2 separate regions of the Mus musculus genome follow, and region 1 is linked to region 2. Evidence: chromatin loops called from intact Hi-C (ENCODE). Cell type or tissue: heart. All regions are shown on one strand. Links, peaks and the distances in the headings refer to the core of each region. The heading gives the core; the rest is flanking DNA. Region 1 holds the start of Zc3h6 (zinc finger CCCH type containing 6). Region 2 holds the start of Vinac1 (vinculin/alpha-catenin family member 1).

What was found. Hi-C counts contacts between places; a loop is a spot of excess contacts. Peaks named below come from ENCODE experiments on the same cell type or tissue, not always from the same donor. Only the 100,000 strongest peaks of a DNase experiment are listed, where the experiment ranks them.
Region 1: a loop joins it to region 2, with 1.8 times the contacts of the local background. A loop is called at or near these places in 6 of 42 quality-filtered maps.

What each region holds. Positions count from the first base shown.
Region 1 is chr2:128,963,039-128,972,029 of GRCm38, forward strand. Zc3h6 (zinc finger CCCH type containing 6) reads left to right here and starts at 4,364. Exons shown (of 12, transcript NM_178404.3): 1 at 4,364-4,798. The coding sequence starts at 4,767. In heart, for the core only: no CTCF peak of the experiment used is centred there; DNase peaks (open chromatin) are centred at 4,243 and 4,833; H3K4me3 peaks cover 2,614 bases; H3K27ac peaks cover 3,694 bases.
Region 2 is chr2:129,060,933-129,069,923 of GRCm38, forward strand. Vinac1 (vinculin/alpha-catenin family member 1) reads right to left here and starts at 4,977. Exons shown (of 11, transcript NM_001370941.1): 1 at 4,205-4,977; 2 at 1-2,297. It overlaps Ttl (tubulin tyrosine ligase), which reads left to right and starts at 5,015. Exons shown (of 7, transcript NM_027192.2): 1 at 5,015-5,371; 2 at 7,923-8,001. The coding sequence starts at 5,215. In heart, for the core only: no CTCF peak of the experiment used is centred there; DNase peaks (open chromatin) are centred at 4,999 and 5,629; H3K4me3 peaks cover 1,932 bases; H3K27ac peaks cover 1,428 bases.

The sequences.
Region 1 (8,991 bases), core at 448-8,447, 98 kb before region 2:
GTTACAGAGACAAAGTTTGGAGCTGAGATGAAAGGATGGACCATGTAGAGACTGCCATATCCAGGGATCCACCCCATAATCAGCATCCAAACTCTGACACCATTGCATACACTAGCAAGATTTTATTGAAAGGACCCAGATGTAGCTGTCTCTTGTGAGACTATGCCGGGGCCTAGCAAACACAGAAGTGGATGCTCACAGTCAGCTAATGGATGGATCATAGGGCTCCCAATGGAGGAGCTAGAGAAAGTAGCCAAGGAGCTAAAGGGATCTGCAACCCTATAGGTGGAACAACATTATGAACTAACCAGTACCCCAGAGCTCTTGACTCTAGCTGCATATATATCAAAAGATGGCCTAGTCGGCCATCACTGGAAAGAGAGGTCCATTGGACTTGCAAACTTTATATGCCCCAGTACAGGGGAACACCAGGGCCAAAAAGGGGGAGTGGGTGGGCAGGGGAGTGGGGGTGGGTGGATATGGGGGACTTTTGGTATAGCATTGGAAAGGTAAATGAGTTAAATACCTAATAAAAAATGGAAAAAAAATAAAAAAAATGTTTTTGTGAGTCAAGGACTTCTTGTATTCTTCAGGATGCTCCTGAATGCCTGAGCTTCAAGGACCTTTCTGCCTCAGCCTCCTGAACAGTTGGTACTGCAGGACAGCAGCAAGATGGCCCAGCCTATGGTTTCGTGTCTTTACCCAGCATCGCAGATCTTGACAGACGCTTTTCTGCTGTAAGTTCAGCTATCTTCAGGTTCTAATGACTCCATCCTGCAGTCTCTACAGGCTGCTCAGATACATCCCGTTGAAAGGTGCCTTTACCATTCTCCCACTTCATATATTCCAACACACTGTTGCCAATAGCTTCAAAAGCTAAACTCACCACAACCATACCTTTGAATATGCTTTAGGGTACAATCTAAATAGTACACAAAAGGAAAAGAGAAAATACTTAGCATCTCAAGAGATGAAAGAACAAACTAGGTACAGAATTCATAGTAAATTACTGGAAGAAAACATGTTTCTCTAAAGAGAAAACTTTGTCATCCCGTAGAAACCTGGGAAACAGGACAGGACCATCCTCCTGGACTGTGTCTATTAATGTCGCACTGGGTGCCCTAGTTCAAGGATCTCTGGGACCACCATAGCCAGGAGAGTGATGATCCAAGATAGGCGAGAAGGTAGTTCAGCTCCACATGACTAAGTAGCCAGTGTCCAAGCCTTGAGAGTCTAAGCCCAGGGAGTTTATTTTAGGCATATTTAAGCACACCAGAATTTGGTGAAAACTTTACTGGTGATAATTAATTCAATCCCATGTGTACAATAAAGCTTAAATCATGACTACACTGAACTCTTTGTAAAGTACATATGATATCTTCCATAAAGTTAGGTTCTATAGATTGACTATATGTGACATCTTCCATAAATACACTTTCTATAGATTGACAAGCCTATGGTAAGGTCTTGGGAGAGGAGAATCTGGTATGATCTTGGCCATACAGTTAGCTCAAAGGTAACCAGACTGACTGACTATTAACCTCATCTAATTCCAGCTTTTTGGGCAGATAACAGGTTATGCACCCTTCCCTTTTAAGGGACAACCCTGTGTGTTTAACATTCCTGCTTTCCCTAGTGCTTATCTGAGAGCTCAAAGACCTCTGTGGTTCCCACACACTAGTACTGGAAATCTCAGTGAGTGTAGAATGAGAACCTAGAATCCAAGGATTAGACTGGGAAAACAAACAAACACCCCAAACCCTTGTGTTGGGAGTTTAGCTCTTGTTAGAGCATGGGTTGAATATGTGTAGGATTCTGGAAATGTTTCCTATTCCAAACTATAAGTTAAAACAGTGTATTATTATAGCTTGTTACACAGCAATGAAAGCAGAAGTATCCGATTGTGAGGAGTCTATCAAAGGTGTAAGGTATCTATAGGGAAAGTCATAAAGTTCTATTACGATATCAGTTCCGGGGCTGCTGAGAACCCGAGTGCTGCCTGCCACCAAGCTCTGAATGTCTTGAGGTCAATCACCCAGAAGGGTGGCTGCCTCTGCCTGGGTGAGAAAATGGCGGGAGGAGAGAATGGCCTCCTGCAAGCTGTCCTTGTACTTCCACACAGCTGCCCCAACATACACAGAACGAGTGGCTATTATATACTCAGAATATTAAATATAAAAGAGTGCAACTCTCAGTTTTAAGTACAGGGATGGCTTTAAAAAATATCAATGAGCTCTGGTCACAGAATTTAGTAATCTCAGAGGTGAATTAAATTCTAAAGTCTACAAGCGATTTCTTTTAAAGAGGAAAGGGCTGAGCAGATTCCAGGTTATCTTCTATTTTGAGGTCAACAGAGGGTAACAAATGGCGAGGAAATACTCTTTGCGGATGATGGAAATGTTGTAGGTCTGAAAGGAAAGGTATCCTCGCAGTTGGGAGGCACAAAGTCACACAGTACAACAAACCTCACACAAGGGATTTATTGGGAGAGAAAACCGCAGGACTGCTGCCTCTGCTCAGGTGAGAAAACAGCCCCTGACTGAGCTGAAGGCAGGCCTTCCATAGGATTTCTTAGGGGGCGGAGCTGTCCAGTTTTCCAGGCTGAGGACTGTTGGGATTTCAAGTCCAGAGTTTGGTATTTTCAGGGATTGGTGAATTTTTCTGCTCAGGGATTTGTTGGTTTTCATGCTCAGGAACTGGTTTCTGTGACAAGCCAGGGACTAATGAGACTTCCTTTTCAGGGGGTGGCGGGATTTTTTTTTTTTTTCTTGTAGGGCACTTTCTTGGCCACTTTCATAGCTCAGGTTGCGAATGAATGACTGCAGTAGCCCTTAGAAGATGACCTTTAGGGCTGTTAGGGAAGTCTGGGTGCGGGGCCTGACTGCTTTGTGTTCAGCCAGCTGAGAGCTGTGGCTTTCCTGCCTTGAGGGTTTATAAAGTATATAAAGTTTACAAATAGAGTACACCACAGGGAATCCTTTCCTTGTGGCTTGAGTTGGCCTAGATAGCCAACAATTGGACCTTCCAAGTGTGTCAGTATGTTAATTTTGTCTGGAGGCAACATTTCAAAAGTTGTTTTTCTGAGTAAGCTAATGCCCAGAATTTATTTTGGTGTGCGTTTAAACTTCCAAACGAATTTGAAAACAGCAATACTCAAATGTGTACCAGTTCAAAGATTTTCTTTTTATTAAAAAAAAAAATCAAATTCAAATCCTAAATCATTATTTTAATGTCTAAGCAGAAAATGCAGTTGTGAAGAGCAGCTGTTACACCTCAAAAGCCTTTCACTGTTCCTAGTAAAACGATTAAATGAAGAGGCTTTACATTTTAGTTCCAAAAACTAATAATATTGCTTCTCTAGTTAAAACAGATGTGCCTTTTGAAAGTTTCCTATAATGGGCCGTGAAGATCTGTCAGGGTTCAAGTCTTGTCAATAGCTGCATTCAACTAAATAACTTTTTTTCTCTTTTCACATTTATCTAATCGCAATTGCTCTTTGAATGCACGTTATTTACACATCAAAGACAAAAGACGTCGTGTATTTAGAAATATTGGACATTTAAGCTTATCATTTTAATAAAAAAAATTAACTTTCCTTCAGAACTAAGTATACATTACTCATCATTTCAAGACTATTTCTGAAGGATATGGAAATACGTCTGAAGGCCATGGACATACGAAGAAATGAAGTCTTGTTCTTATGAAATACTCGAATGAATTCCACATCTAAACCGCTAACAGACACAAGATCATGTTTTAATTACCTCAATAGCTATTTTTAATCGTCAAGTAAGGACTGGGTGAATTTAGTATCAGAAAAAGTTGCATGGCAGGCAGTCTTCCTTACACTACGGAGACATAACAGCTACAAGTTTAAGGGCTTAAGGATGATTCCGAGTTCTTTCGGCAACAAAGAAAGCTTTTCTTTCTTTCTTTCTTTTTAACAAAGAAAACCGCCAGTCCTGGGTTCCTTTCTTTGTCGCGCAGTTAACGGTGGCGGGGTGGAGGGGGACAGTGTGATGAGTCCGGAACTCCAAAGCCTTAGACGACGAGTCTCGCAGGAACATCGAGAAATGGGCACAGAGGACCTGGTGGACACAGCAGGCCTGGCGGGGTGACCTGCCCCGCCCGATATAACTCCACGCGCCACCGAACCGCATCCCTGGCCTCACACCCATCAGATTGCTGCCTCCGCTGCCGCAGCGAGCGTATTAAAGGCCCGCCCCTGGAAGTGATTGACGGGCAGTTTCCTCCAATGGCTAGTGCGCTCGGCACCGGCGGGCTGGGAGAGGGCCGCGGCTCGCGGAGGAATTCCACTTGCCCTTTAGTCCCGGGCAAGGTGTTGCGGCCGGCGCCATTTTCTGAGCCGCCTGTTTCGGGTGCCGCCATGTTGGTGAGGAGAAATCACCGTTACGGCCACTGTCCAAATCCCCGCGTCGCTGCACGCCGCCCGCCGGCTCCCACGCCTCAGCCTCCGGCGGCGAATACAGACTAGAGCGGCAGCGCCGGCAGCGCGGGGCCGTTGCCCAGTCTTTGCAGTTAGAGCCCCATCTCTCTGGCGTTGGTTGTTAATAGACTGGAAAGTCTGTGTCTGTGTCGCTCACTAGTAACCGTGAGTTTTTACCACTTCGTCACCTGTCGGCGGCGGCCGGGGACAGGGTTGCCCGCAGGCGGCGCAGGGGTCCTCCCCGCGCCCCGCTGCCGCCGCCACCGCCGCCGCCGGCCTCCAGACCTGCCCTCCAGCCCCGCCCCGTTCTTGACCAAACATGACAGACTCTGAACATGCAGGGCACGACAGGTCGGGAACCCTTCTTGTCTGTCTTTCTGTCGGATGAGAGGAGGGGTCGGGGCGGCGGGAGCGGGCCGGGGCCGGGCGCCTCCTGCATGACTTAGACGTCTCTGTGTGGCTCCATCGGTTCCGTGACGCGCACCTTCGTCCACCGCCGCTGCCTGCCGGCCGCCGCGGGGGAGGCCGAAGCGGCCGCGCCCGCCTCCCGGAGCCGGGGTCGCCGTCGCTCTCGCCGCCCCGCCCCCGCCGGGCACGTGCGAGCCCCCCGCCCCTGGCCCGGCTCAGTCGTCGGCGCCACGCGGGCGGCGGCGCGGCTGCGGCCGCTGCCCGCCAGGCCAGTGACCGGCGTTGGCAGCCCCGTTGGAACCGGCCCCAAAAGCTCAGTAGTAGGCCTAGTGGATGTTTGCCTCCGACCCGAGTCTACCTCTGAAAATAAACATGTTTAGTTTTTTTTTTTTTTTTTTTTTTTTTTTTTTTGGAGGGGGTTGGGGAGTCTCTTTCCCTCCCATCCCCCACTCCCAGGCCATGTGTCTGCCGCAGTCCTATAACCTCCAGGAAAGTGAAATGGCAGTTTTTCATATTAAATACGTTAACACAAGTAGACTGCAGAGTTTTAGCTTTACCTGATTTCCTAGGTGCTAAATAAATATTTGACTATTTAGCTGAGATTCTCATTTTCCAGTTTTAGTTTTGTTGTGCTCTGAGAGGCACATTCTTAGCACCATTCAAAGGTTTGGTGGCATTTACAGAATATACTCTTGACATTGATAAACAAATTTTTAAAGGTGTCAGAGGAGGACTTTTATTAAAACTCCTGGTGCCAAATCTCATTCAGCTGATTCCTACTTAGAATATTGACTTGAAAGTGGACATCCTCACATTGCTTTGTGAATAGTCTCAGATACATTGTGTTCTAGTGTGGCCCATAAGACTTAAGAATTCCTGATAAATATCATATGCTTTTGATAAAGCATTACACTCACCTTCCTTCCCTAAATACAAAGGAAGCAAAACAAAACAACAACAACAAAAACCAACAAAAATCATTGAAATTTTAAATGCCAAAATATATGGCAACCTTGAAAGGGATTTAAAAAAATCCTAAGAACTTCACTAATGTAATGATAATTCTCTAGAAAGACATCAATGAAGCATGTAGCAAGGTTTAGATAGTAAAAAGTGCTCTTACATAAGTGCAGAAGCTTGCACTGGACATTTTTAATGATTTTTTAAAAAAGATGATACCTTTGTAGTTTCAGTGCTGTCAAATGGACCTAAGGACTCTTGTGTGATAGGCAAGTACTCTAACACTTGGCTACACTCATAGCCCAATATTGCCCTATTAAAAAAAGTTTAAAAGTGAAGGTCCTAGAATTAACTAATAATGTTGAGAAGTCTATTGATAAGCCAGTGACTTGATGTACTTAAAATTCATTAATATGAAAGGAAATCTCATGTTAGTGGATAGTGTAACTTGAATATGTAGAAATATGTATTTTACATAATAAAACGTGTCACCAAGTTTAGAAATCAAAATAATGCTTCTACAGAACAATGACACCATGGTTTTCTCTTACCCCCATCCCTTTTGAGAGGTGGTCTCCTTAGCCTTAGCTGGCCTAGAACTTGATATGTAGACCAGTCTGTCTTAGAACTCAAAAAGATCAGCCTGTCTATGCCTACAGAGTGCTGGATTAAAGGTGTGCACTGCCATGCCTGGCTGCTATCAGACTTTGAAAAGAGTTTGAGGTCCAGTGTGGTAATACATACCTGTAATCCAACACTCAGGCTGAGACAAGAAGGTGGCATGTTCATGGCAGCCTGCCCTACACAACAAACCCTGGGTTTTTTAGAAAGTAGAATTTGAAGTTTTAAAATACTGACTTAGAAGTTAAAATGAAACTTTAGTTTAAAGGATATAGATTAGTAGGAGGAGCAAATGATAAGTAGCAATAGTTTTGTTTTAAATTAGACCCAAAAGTATCTCAACTCAGTTTTAATTTAGCCAGTGTTAGGTGGTGTTGTGAATCATAAATATAGATATAGATGTATATATAAAACCTCTGACGTGGAAAGAACTACATCAAGAAACTGCACTATCTGTATGTGGTGAGTTATATGTATAATTCCAACACTCTGGAGGCAAAGGAGAATTGCTATTTGAGCCTAGGCTAAAGGAAAGAAGGAAGAAATCCCACAGAGCAGGGGGTCTACAGAAATGGCCCTTTCCAGGACTGTAACCAGTTAGCTTTGTGAACTTGAGTTTCTTAGTGGATAACAGAAGTGTTTAAACCTTACCAAAGCAGTGGTTTTCAGTCTGGACAGGGGTGCTTAAGGGCAGGGCAGTTCCACTGATGTGACTGGGGCCCATAAATTTTAGAAATTTCCCATGTAGTTATGAGCTGTTAGGTAAATGTTTCTCAGTCTTATCTAATCAGACCTGTTTGATACAAAATGAAGAACAGCTCATAGAAATCTGTAGGTAGGTTTGTGACTACCTGTATTTTTATAGGTTTCTAGTTGATTCTAAAGAAACTTGGGAGAAAATAATCTATGGATTCCTCAAGCAGTCCATGTTTCTACATTATAACTTTTATACTGTAATACATGTTTATACGAATTATATGTGAAAAGTATATAAAATTTTGCATAGTCTAGGTATTTTTACAAAGATTATTTTCAAGCACTTTTAAAAACTAAAATATGCATTCAGGAAAATAGTGAAATCTCATATTTATAACTGCTTTGACTTTATACAAATTAAAATAGAATGTACAAAAGGGAGAAGTTCTAAATGTAAATGAAATTCATAAAATATGTTGCTGCTTTAAAATTATTTTCTTGTACATGTTTTATATGGTGAGTGCTTTGTGTTTGTTTACTATAATATATATATGTAATATATATATGAAAAATCACCTTTTGAAACTATCTATTTGAGAGTCGGTGTTGTCAGTGCACACCTATATCCCAGCGCTCTGGACACCGAAAGGAGGAGTGCTGGAATGAGTATAAGGCCAACCTGAGCTATGTAGTAAGACCCTGTCTCCAAACAGCCAATATCTGGGGGATCCCAAAACAAACAAACACAACTATCTAGTCGGTGTGCTTTCCTTTAATATTTTTATGCCTGGAGCAAGAAGTATTTTTATAAGGTACTATAAATATAATAATACCCATAAACTTGTAGATAGGTAGAATGTTAGATTCTTGTGCGTAAGTCTGGAGCCTAGTTTCTAAACATAAATAAAGCAGAAAGAATTGAGAAAGTTAAAGGTATAATCTCCCTTTCACTCAGTTCTCTTTCATTCACTTCTCTTTTTTGTTAAAGATTTATTTTATTTATATGAGTACACTGTAGCTATCTTCAGACACAACAGAAAAGGGTATCAGATCCCATTACAGATGGTTGTGAGCCACCATGTGGTTGCTGGGAGTTGAACTCAGCACCTCTGGAAGAGCAAGCAGTCAGTGCTCTTAACCGCTGAGCCATCTCTCCAGTCCTTCATTTACTTCTTTCAGCCTAACTTCACCCATCTAACTTTATCCTTCATCTGGATGTTAACCCAAACAAGTTTGATATGATGCTTGATATCAAACCTATGGCCTCATGCCATTAGACAAGAGCTCTCTCTACCTTTGAGCTGTAATCCCAATCCTGCAAGCAATTGCTGAAGGTTAAATACTAGTTCCTGCCTCAGACACTTCTACAGCAGAATGGAAAGATAACGAAACCCTAGTAACTATTAGAGTTTTCTAAAATATGTTAATGGTAAAAAGTTACTCAGGGTCTGCACAGGAGGAAAAGATTTTAATATGAACCTAGTATAAGACTTTAGAGCTCATTTATTACTTGATAAGACATATGAATATTTTCCTTGAGTTGGAGGTTATTCTTTGTTCTTCATGAACAATTTCATCTTTTACTTCCCTCCCTTTTAGCTTATTTCCTCTTAAGCAGTAACAAGACTCCAGCAGGCCAGAAGGGTAGTAATTTAACAAGTTTCCTAATCTCCTAGTGGGTTGAAAACTTGACCAGAGACTGCACCAGAGTTTGGCCAAGTACCATCAGAGGTGTGTGTGGAGAAAGCACAGGGAAATGAAGTGACACAGTAGGTTCAGACACAGGGAAGGTGTTAATGCATAGACACTGGGATCTATTTGGAAAAATGAGGAAGAGTTTTGAATAAATTTAGGGCCAA
Region 2 (8,991 bases), core at 532-8,531:
TATTTTCAGTATCTTCTTTTGCTGGGGTCTCTGGCGCCAGTGGAGAGTCTGCAGATGATGTTGGCTCTAAAGTAGGCACGGAAGGGGCAGGTTTGGAAGCCTCTGTCCGTGGAGAAGGACTGGCGCAATCAGCTGGTCTGGCATCTATAGGGTCCTGTAAATGTAGAAACAGGGCTTCTCCCAAAAAAAAATCCAGTCTTTTTTAATTATCCACTTAGTAGGTCTTTATTTTGTTAGGGGCTAGAAAAGTTTTTAAAAATGGACTATTTTTTATAAAGTATTGTAAGGAGATGAATAATTATGATTTCATTTTTTTTATTTCATTTTTTAATTCAGATGTTTATATCTTTTAAAAGTCTGATGAACTCACTCTACAATAGCATGTCCCTGTGAATTATAGGGGATATCAGTGGAATATGAGAAACTTAGAGTCAAACACCAAATTTAAAAGGCTTTGTAAGTTTAAACAAAGACATTAAGCCCTTGGTATTATAAACTAATGAAACAAATACTGTATCGTATCTTTGGAAGTTTTCCCGAGTTAGGAAAAGACATAAATAGCAATGAGAATTAAGTGTACATACGTACAGGAATAAAGGCTAACTTTCCAAAAGACAGGTATTTGTAACATTTGTCTGTTTTAAATCACAAGGGCACAGGCTCATCAGTGGTTAATTCCCAAGCTTAGCTGACAGCTCTGCAGGAATGCAGGAGCAGTTTCTCTGAGCGCTATGGTGATTTGTCATGTGAGATCATGCTAAGTTACCTTTGTAGGGAAAGCAACAAGCTTTTGTTAAGAAACTAACCCTTACCTTCATTTATAGGACCAGAAAGCATAGAATGAACTTGAACATGTCCAATAGAGAAAAGGCAATTTTTAAATTGAAGTAAGACTTGTAATTCTGAAAGTTGGGGCTAAAAAAAAAAGGAAAAAAAAACGGTACAACAGCTGTAAAACATTCTTTAAAAAGGGGCTTGTCCTTCACATTTAAAAGACAATGGCGCCGGGCGGTGGTGGCGCACGCCTTTAATCCCAGCACTTGGGAGGCAGAGGCAGGCGGATTTCTGAGTTCAAGGACAGCCTGGTCTACAAAGTGAGTTCCAGGACAGCCAGGACTATACAGAGAAACCCTGTCGCAAAAAAGACAATGGCTATTGTCATTAGCTCTGTTGGTTGTGCAAATGTTTCTTGTGTGAGGAAAATTTCTTTTAAGATCTTAAAAGTTATGATAACCTGTTTGAGGAGAAGCCGTGAGTGAATATTTTTGTGGAGGCACAGCCCTGTGCTGCCTGGAGTTGCTCCCTGCAGCTGTTGGACAGTCCTTCTTTGACAAATGGATTGGTCACCTGAGGCTGTTGAATTACCTCTCTTGTTTGAGGGGTCTGAGGTAGGTGCCTCACAGTTTCCCTGGTTTGATAAAATTTCTGTATTATTAAGGATTACAGTAGCACCAGATAAGGCAGTGCCATTTCTGTGAAGGTCAGTGTGGCTGGCGCTCCTTACGCCTGTCGTACCCTTTCAGACAACAGTGACACCCAGTGGGATTTCTGCTTTGAGTGGGGCCAGGAGAATTAAAATTTATGGCACCTCTTGCTTTGCCAGGATGTTGTTTGCTGATAAGTCCAGAATTCTTACTTGAATAACTTTTGCGAGCCAAGCCTGATTTATTAAATGTTTTCTGCCCTTATTAGTAAGATTTTGGACAGTGCTCTGGCCTTGTGAGGTTGTTGTAATGGGTACACCTTGAAAATATGAACTAGCAACCTCAGCACATGCTTTAAATACATTTCCAGATTTTTAAATTGTCTTTCGAAGAGATTGACAAGTGGATGTAGCACTCTCAAAGGCCAGTTGTTTCAAAACAATACCTTTTGCCTCAGAGCTAAGAACTATCCTCTCTACTGCCTCCATTGAGAGAGCAACAACCTTTGTCTGAGTGTCAACCATACAGTTAACCTCATGAATAGGACCAGGGAGCATTGTATAAACTCGAACATGTCCTACAAAAAAAGGACACTCTCTAGATTGAAATAACACCTGCAGTTTTGAAAGTAGAGCTAAGATTGTGGAGTGGCTAGATGGCAGTAGAGCTGTCTCGATATAAGAAAATAATCTGACAATATAGTGGGAGTCTGTACATAAGTTAAAGGTTTTATTTTTAAGTCTTTTAAAGGCAGCAATTACTGCTACTAATTCTACTTGCTGTGCAGAAGTTTCTTGTGTAGGGAAAGATTCTTTGTTGCCATCAAAAATCAAAGCAGCCCTGAAGCCGAGCCATCAGTAAACACCATTGCTGCTGGAGGAGGCAAGGGAGCTGATTTAGTTCTGAGAGGAAAGATGACTCGATGCCCTTTCATGAAATATAACAAGGGGTGATTAGGCAAGTGATAAGAATAGGTCCCAGTATATCCTAATTGTACAATCTGCCATTGCTCAAATTCATAAGACAAAATATTATGTTGGTCTGCAGTATAAGGAGTAACCATATCTCCCTTTACCTCTAGGTGATCAACCCTGAGTTGAATGGGCTGAGGAGAAACAAGTTTTGTCTGAATAACACGACCCAGGTATGAGAATGGGGGTCGAATCTGAACCCTTTCTGAAGCCACTTGAAGTCCATATAAGTTTAACCGCTCAGCTAAAAATCGTAGTGTCTCTTGTACCTAAGCTCTATCTTTATGAGAAAGTAGAATATCATCCATATGATGAACAGGATAAATGTCAGAATAGATTTTACGGACCTGCAGGATAGCAATATCCACAAATTTCTGACAAGGAGTTGGACTATTTTTCATACCTTGGGGGAGGAATTTCCACTGGTACCTCTGGTATGGCCTTTAAAGGTTGGGTGAAGGTAAACTAAAGGCAAAACTCTGACGGTCACAAGGACACAGCAGTATGGTAAAAAAGCAATCTTGAAGATCAATAACAATAACATTATCATTTTGGGAATGGCAGAAGGAGACAGCAACCCAGGTTGAAGGGCTCCCATGCTTTCCATGGTGCCATTTAGTTCTCTAGAGTCCTGTAATAGTCGCCATTTGCCTGATTTCTTTCTTAATAACAAAAATTGAAGTGTTCTAAGGGCTAGTGGAAGACTCAATGTGGCCTTTTTGAAGTTGTTCTTCCACCAGCAGAGTAGCTGCTTCAATGTTTACATTTGTTAAGGGTCACTTGTGTTTGTGATATTTTGTTACTTTCTTTTCAGAAGTCAGACTCCTCCTCTGAGGTTGGTTTTTTTCTCTTCTGATTCACCACGACTCTCTCCTGAACTACTTTTCTCAGACTTTTCTGTTGAGGAATAAACATTTTTCTTAGATCCTGAGTGAGACTGTAGTAATGGAGTCTGCTCATGAGGTGAATCTGATGCTGCTTGGGCGCCTAAGGCCTTTCTGTCATCTGCTAATGTTTCCTCAAGTGTATTCCAAATAGCAAACGAAGAGCAAATGCTGTAAGGGGCACACCTTTTCCTCCATTCTCTATAAACCAGTTTTTAATATCTAACCCTAACTTCTTCCATGTATCCACATCTAAACTTCCCCTTTCTGGGAGCCAGGGACTGACTGTACAAACTGAAGAAAGTCAGTCAGATGGCTAGTTTTAACCTTAAAGACTTTTCTTTCTTTCTTTCTTTCTTTCTTTCTTTCGGGTTTTTTGTTTTGTTTTGGTTTGGTTTAGTTTTTCGAGACAGGGTTTCTCTGTATATAGTTCTGGCTGTCCTGGAACTCACTCTGTAGACCAGGCTGGCCTCGAACTCAGAAATCCGCCTGCCTCTGCCTCCCAAGTGCTGGGATTAAGGGCGTGCTCCACCATTGCCCAGCTAAGACTCTTTTCTTAAGAGTATACTTATTAATATCTGTAAAGAACTCTCTATCTGTAGATTCACTTTGTCCCATCTTGAGAGATACCCATGAAATGCACACAACCCAGAACTGATGTCTTCTGACCTAAGACGGGTGCTGATAGCTTCCAACAGAACAGCTAGGCACTGATGGCACCTAGTATCAGCCTCTGCTGATGGCAGCAGGCAATAAAAGCCAGAGCTGATGGCTCCTGGCTTAACATGGGCACTGATGGTACCCAACCAGGAACTGATGGCCCCAACTATCCGCCTCTACTGATGGCAGAAGACAATTTAACTGCACACTCCTTGTCCAATGGATTTGTAAGACCCAGTTAAGAGTCCTATCTGTGTCCACTTACCTTATTCAATGTCGCTGTTCGGGTGCCAAATTAGAACATTGGGAGCCTCCTGGCCCGGGCCAGGGGTAGCAGTGGAGTCACAGAGTAAGGACTCTGGTGATGGCTTTAACGTCTGAGGGTCTTGGGGCTTTCTAGCTCTCTAATTATACTGAAATGCTGATGATAACTTCTAAAAAGTCCTAAAAACTTTCTTGCTCTTTCTGAGGGCTTGCTTGCTGGCTTAGGCGATTAACACCTGTAGCCTATCAGGGGAGGATTAAGCAATACAGCCTTTGTTCTATCTCAGCAGGAATCTTTCCTAAAATGAGTCCCTCATAGCCTTGCTTAATGAGGGCTCACTGTCGCAGATTATATAATAATCCAAGGCAGGCTACTTCAGGATGATCACCTGCTAGTTATTAGCTTGTCCCATTATGGCTCCTGACATGTGTCCGATTTTACCGCACCCAGATCAAACCCAGAGCTCAGTGCTGGCTAAGCAAGCACTCTACCAACTGAGCTACACCCATGCCTGGATCTTTTGTTTCATCCACCAAATCTGATTTTGAACTTGGTGGAAGACCCAGACAGAGGGCGGAAAGGGATATTGGCGGGCTATGGCGCAGCTGGAATTATTTCCCTTGGTCTCTCCACCGCAGTTTGCTATTACTGCAGCCACACTTGAGACCCATGTCACCGGCCACACACTGAGTGGCGGGGCGGCCCTGGTGGGCCCTGCTTGGGAGCTCCTGCCGCCGCAACCCGCAGACCTGCCCTTAGCGCCGCGCGGAATCACGGTCGTGGGCGGGGCGCCGGCGGTGGGCGGGGCGCTGGGGGTGGGCGCGGCGTCCGGGTGGCGCTCGCCACTCGGGCGGTGGCGCGGGCGCCCAGGGCAGACACTAGGGTAATCCGGAGGCGCGGCCCTGGAATTAGACCGACAGCGGGGCTGAGGCTGAGGCTGGGGCAGTGTGCACGCGGGGCCGCCGTGCCCTGGACTCGTGTAGCGGCTGCGGGGCGCGCTGCCCTTCGCCATGTACACCTTCGTGGTGCGCGACGAGAATAGCAGCGTCTACGCCGAGGTCTCCCGGCTGCTGCTGGCCACCGGCTACTGGAAGAGGCTACGGCGAGACAACCCCAGGTTCAACCTGATGCTGGGGGAGAGGAACCGACTGCCCTTCGGGAGACTAGGTGAGCCCTTCCCTCGTGGCCGCTGCGCGCATGAATCGGAGAGCGAGCGCTTTTGTTTTTTAAGGTCATTAATCTTCCCTAGGCGCGAGCTCACCTTAGCAGATATAAAATGGGTCTAGCAAGACCTAAACCCGTAGCTGGATTTGGAACGGAGTCTGGGTGCGGTTGCCCTGTCTGCTGACAGTGACCTATACCCGCACTCAGGGTGTCGGCCTGGTTCCCCTGCTTCCCTGGGCCCGCATCAGTCATCTTGCAGCTTTCCGCCACTTAGGATTCAGCTCTGTGTGGTGTGGGCGTGGAAGGGGAGTTGAAACCGCCGAGGCTTGGGTTACCCGGAGGCCAAGATGAACCGGCAGGGAATTTGGAGAAAACTCACTGACTTACCCAAAGCAGGAGCTTCCAGGGAAGCTGGAGCGTGGGGAGCTGTTCCATTTCAGACCTTTCCTTTAGCTGCACCAAAAGTTTACATTTGCAGCTGCATTTAGTGATGTTTTCTTACACGATCTTGGGTGACTTTTGCTCTCCTCATCCACATGTGCGAAACTGGCTTGGTACCATTCTATTCGCGTACTCTCATGTAGGAAGGGACAGCAACTCCCTTTTAAATGACGTAATCTTGAAGTTGTCCTAATGGGTTCAACTAGCATCCCACAGACTTGAACCTGGTCTCATGGTCCCTTCACTACATAGTCATCTGGGGAGGGCTTGCCTCTCTCTGGGTGTCTGGTTCTTTTCCAGAATTTCACTTGGGGGTGGGATCATTTGTATTTCAAGGACAGAAGAGGAGGGGGGCATCTCTACCTTAGCAAACACCCCAGAAAGTAGTGTCCCGTGTCCTGAAGAGGAGAGGTTTTTTTCAGACATAGGTGTGGTCAGCGGTGGATGAGGCTAAACGGAAAGCAGTTTGTTTGGAACTAACAGGCAATTTGGCAAGCTTGCATAGGGCACTTGGGTGACATTATAGCCACAGCAAGCTATGATGGCTTATGGAATGAAGTTTGTTAAGGCTTAGTCTTACTGAATTAGTTCAGGGACAACTTTTCATTATTATACATGTTTATACTCTAGCGTGGCGACTCCATGGAGTGGTGGTTGGAAGACTCAGACGTCACAGACTAGAAAATGTGCTTAGAAACTGATGTCCTGTGGTAGCAGATTCCTCCGGAAGGGCTCAGCAAAGAAAGCCCCTCAAAACTAAGTTCCCTGAGAGAAGCACAGGAGCGGCTGACTGGGTCGTTTCTCCTAACTTTACTGCTTCCCTTGCTGGCACCTGACAATGCCTGGTGGTAAGAACCTAGGTAGAACCAAAAGGCTCTCCCAGCCTGGTGTGGGAGTGACTGGCCTTGTCAGTGTGCTGACAGATAGAAACCCTTTGGAATCCCAGGCCTGAGAAGGCAACATGAATTTAGCAGATGACCAGCACATTTTATTTTTATGGAAAAGACAGATGTATTCTCTAAATAAAATGGTTCTAATCCCTTGCCGTTGGGAGGATTCTCTTTTTGTCTAAAGTGGGCTGCATAAAACCCACGGAGAAAGCACGGAGAGTCATGTTCAGGCGCTGAAAGGTCGGGGCCAATAGGGCGAGAAGGTACCAGGTCAACAGGGACTTGGGCTTGTCTTCCCAAGGGAGATTGTGCAAACCAGATAATGTCTGAAAGTTCTGATTTGGTTGTGTGCTATGGTTGGATTAATTATTGTTACCTTTGACACCCAACTCAAAGTCTTTTTAAAATCTTACTTTTTGTTGCAAAGCATTTTGTTAGGGGTTAATTTTTTTAAATAAAACATATTTTTGTTGTATCCTTTTATTTCTAATCATTTATCTGTATTTATTTCATTGTATCATTGTGGTGCTTGAACCCAAGGTGGGGATTAAACCCAAGGCCCCCATATATGCCAAGGATGCGCACAGTACTGCTAAGCTACACTCTGAGCCTCCAGTTGTGGTTTTAAAAGGGTTTCTGTAGTAAGAACTAATGAAATGTCTCCTGGTGGGATCGTGTGAAGAAGTGTTCAGAGCTTCTGATGGCCTTTCCACTACCTCCTTTCACTTCTTAGTGGCTTCTAGAAGCTCCTTAAAGTAGATGACCTATACTCTGCTGCCTTCTTTGATATTTGGAGAATGTGATGTTGGGATGGAGGTGTGGCTGTAGTCAAGTAGCCTTGCTCAACAGATTACAAGTTTATGTATGTTAAGCCCAGAGAGGACTATGCTAAGGGCCAACGAGATATGAGATAGAAAAATACCCAATGCTCTTCTAATAATAAAAAAAAAAAAAAAAAAAAAAAAGGGGAGCCACATCACAGCTGACCTGCAGGCCAGTATTAATGTTTCAGTATTGGGAGTAGATACTGAGAGGGAAAGGAACCTTGGGACAGAGAAACAAAAGTACTCCATGCTTGACAAACAGCCTGAAATGAGAGACAGGGAAGCTGGGTATGACATGAGACACAGGGAAGCTATGACATATGTGTCCTGCACACTCTGCTACTGACATTGTTACTCCGCACCTGCTGTTTCTCTTCTGAGTCTCTTCTTTCCTTGTAGGTCACGAGCCTGGGCTGGCACAGCTGGTGAATTACTACCGGGGGGCGGACAAACTGTGCCGCAAAGCTTCCTTAGTAAAGTAAGTCTTCCTGAAGTCCTCCATTTTTGGTGTTTTATATAAATGGTTTAGCTTCCACCCTGAAGCACTTAAGCCAAGATGAGGGATTATTATAAGGAAAAAGAAAACCTTTCCTGCTTTAAAACCAACTGATAGCAGGGCTATGGCCTCCTCTAAGTTGCTTTGATTTCAGTTTAAGGTGTTGCTGTGTATCTCTTAAAGCCTGGCGTCTCCTAGGTGAGGCTCCCTAGAAGCAGAGACTGGCTCTCAGGGAGGGAGTTCTAGTGTAAGTGATTTCTTGGAAAATTTTCAAGGCAAACCCATCTGTAGTCAAGGGGGCAGGGTAAGGCAGGGCAAGGTAGGAGCCAAGCATAGGAATGGTTTTAGTTTACCCCTGGTGTTCTGACATGGATGACAGACACCTCAGAGTTGTCACATCTTGAAGCAGAGTGACTGAGCATCTGCTACAGTGTCAGTCAGGTGCAGTTCTATTTTTTTCTTGGCTTTTGCTTGTCTAGAAACTTCCTCATCCTTTGTAATTAGGGAAAGGGCGGCGGGCTGTGGGATAAGTTGCCAGGCATTTCTGGTCCCTGGAGAAGAATGTACAAGCCTTCCTTAGAAGACTCTCAAGCAGCTAGTGATCCCAGAGAAAATATTCAGAGTGCCACATGGTCACTCCACCACCCCTCTCTGAGCCCATAGGGGTGTGGCTAGAAAGTACAAGGATAGTACTATAAGGTAGAATTGAGCAGTAGTATACAGTGACTGAGATCCGGGGTCAACAGCTTGGGGTGATTCTCAGCTCTTTGAAGAATCCTATTAACGGGCAAATCTTTTTATCCCTCTAAGCCTGAATACCTCCCTCGTAAAGCAATTATGAGGATTAAACCAGGTGATGTGCAAGAGTGGATGCAGCACAAGGGCCTGGGACCTCGTGGGTGTTTGTGCTGTAAGGTCTCTGGGTGTAATAGCAGTAACTACTTAGTCTCATTGCTTTTATTACTGTCATTT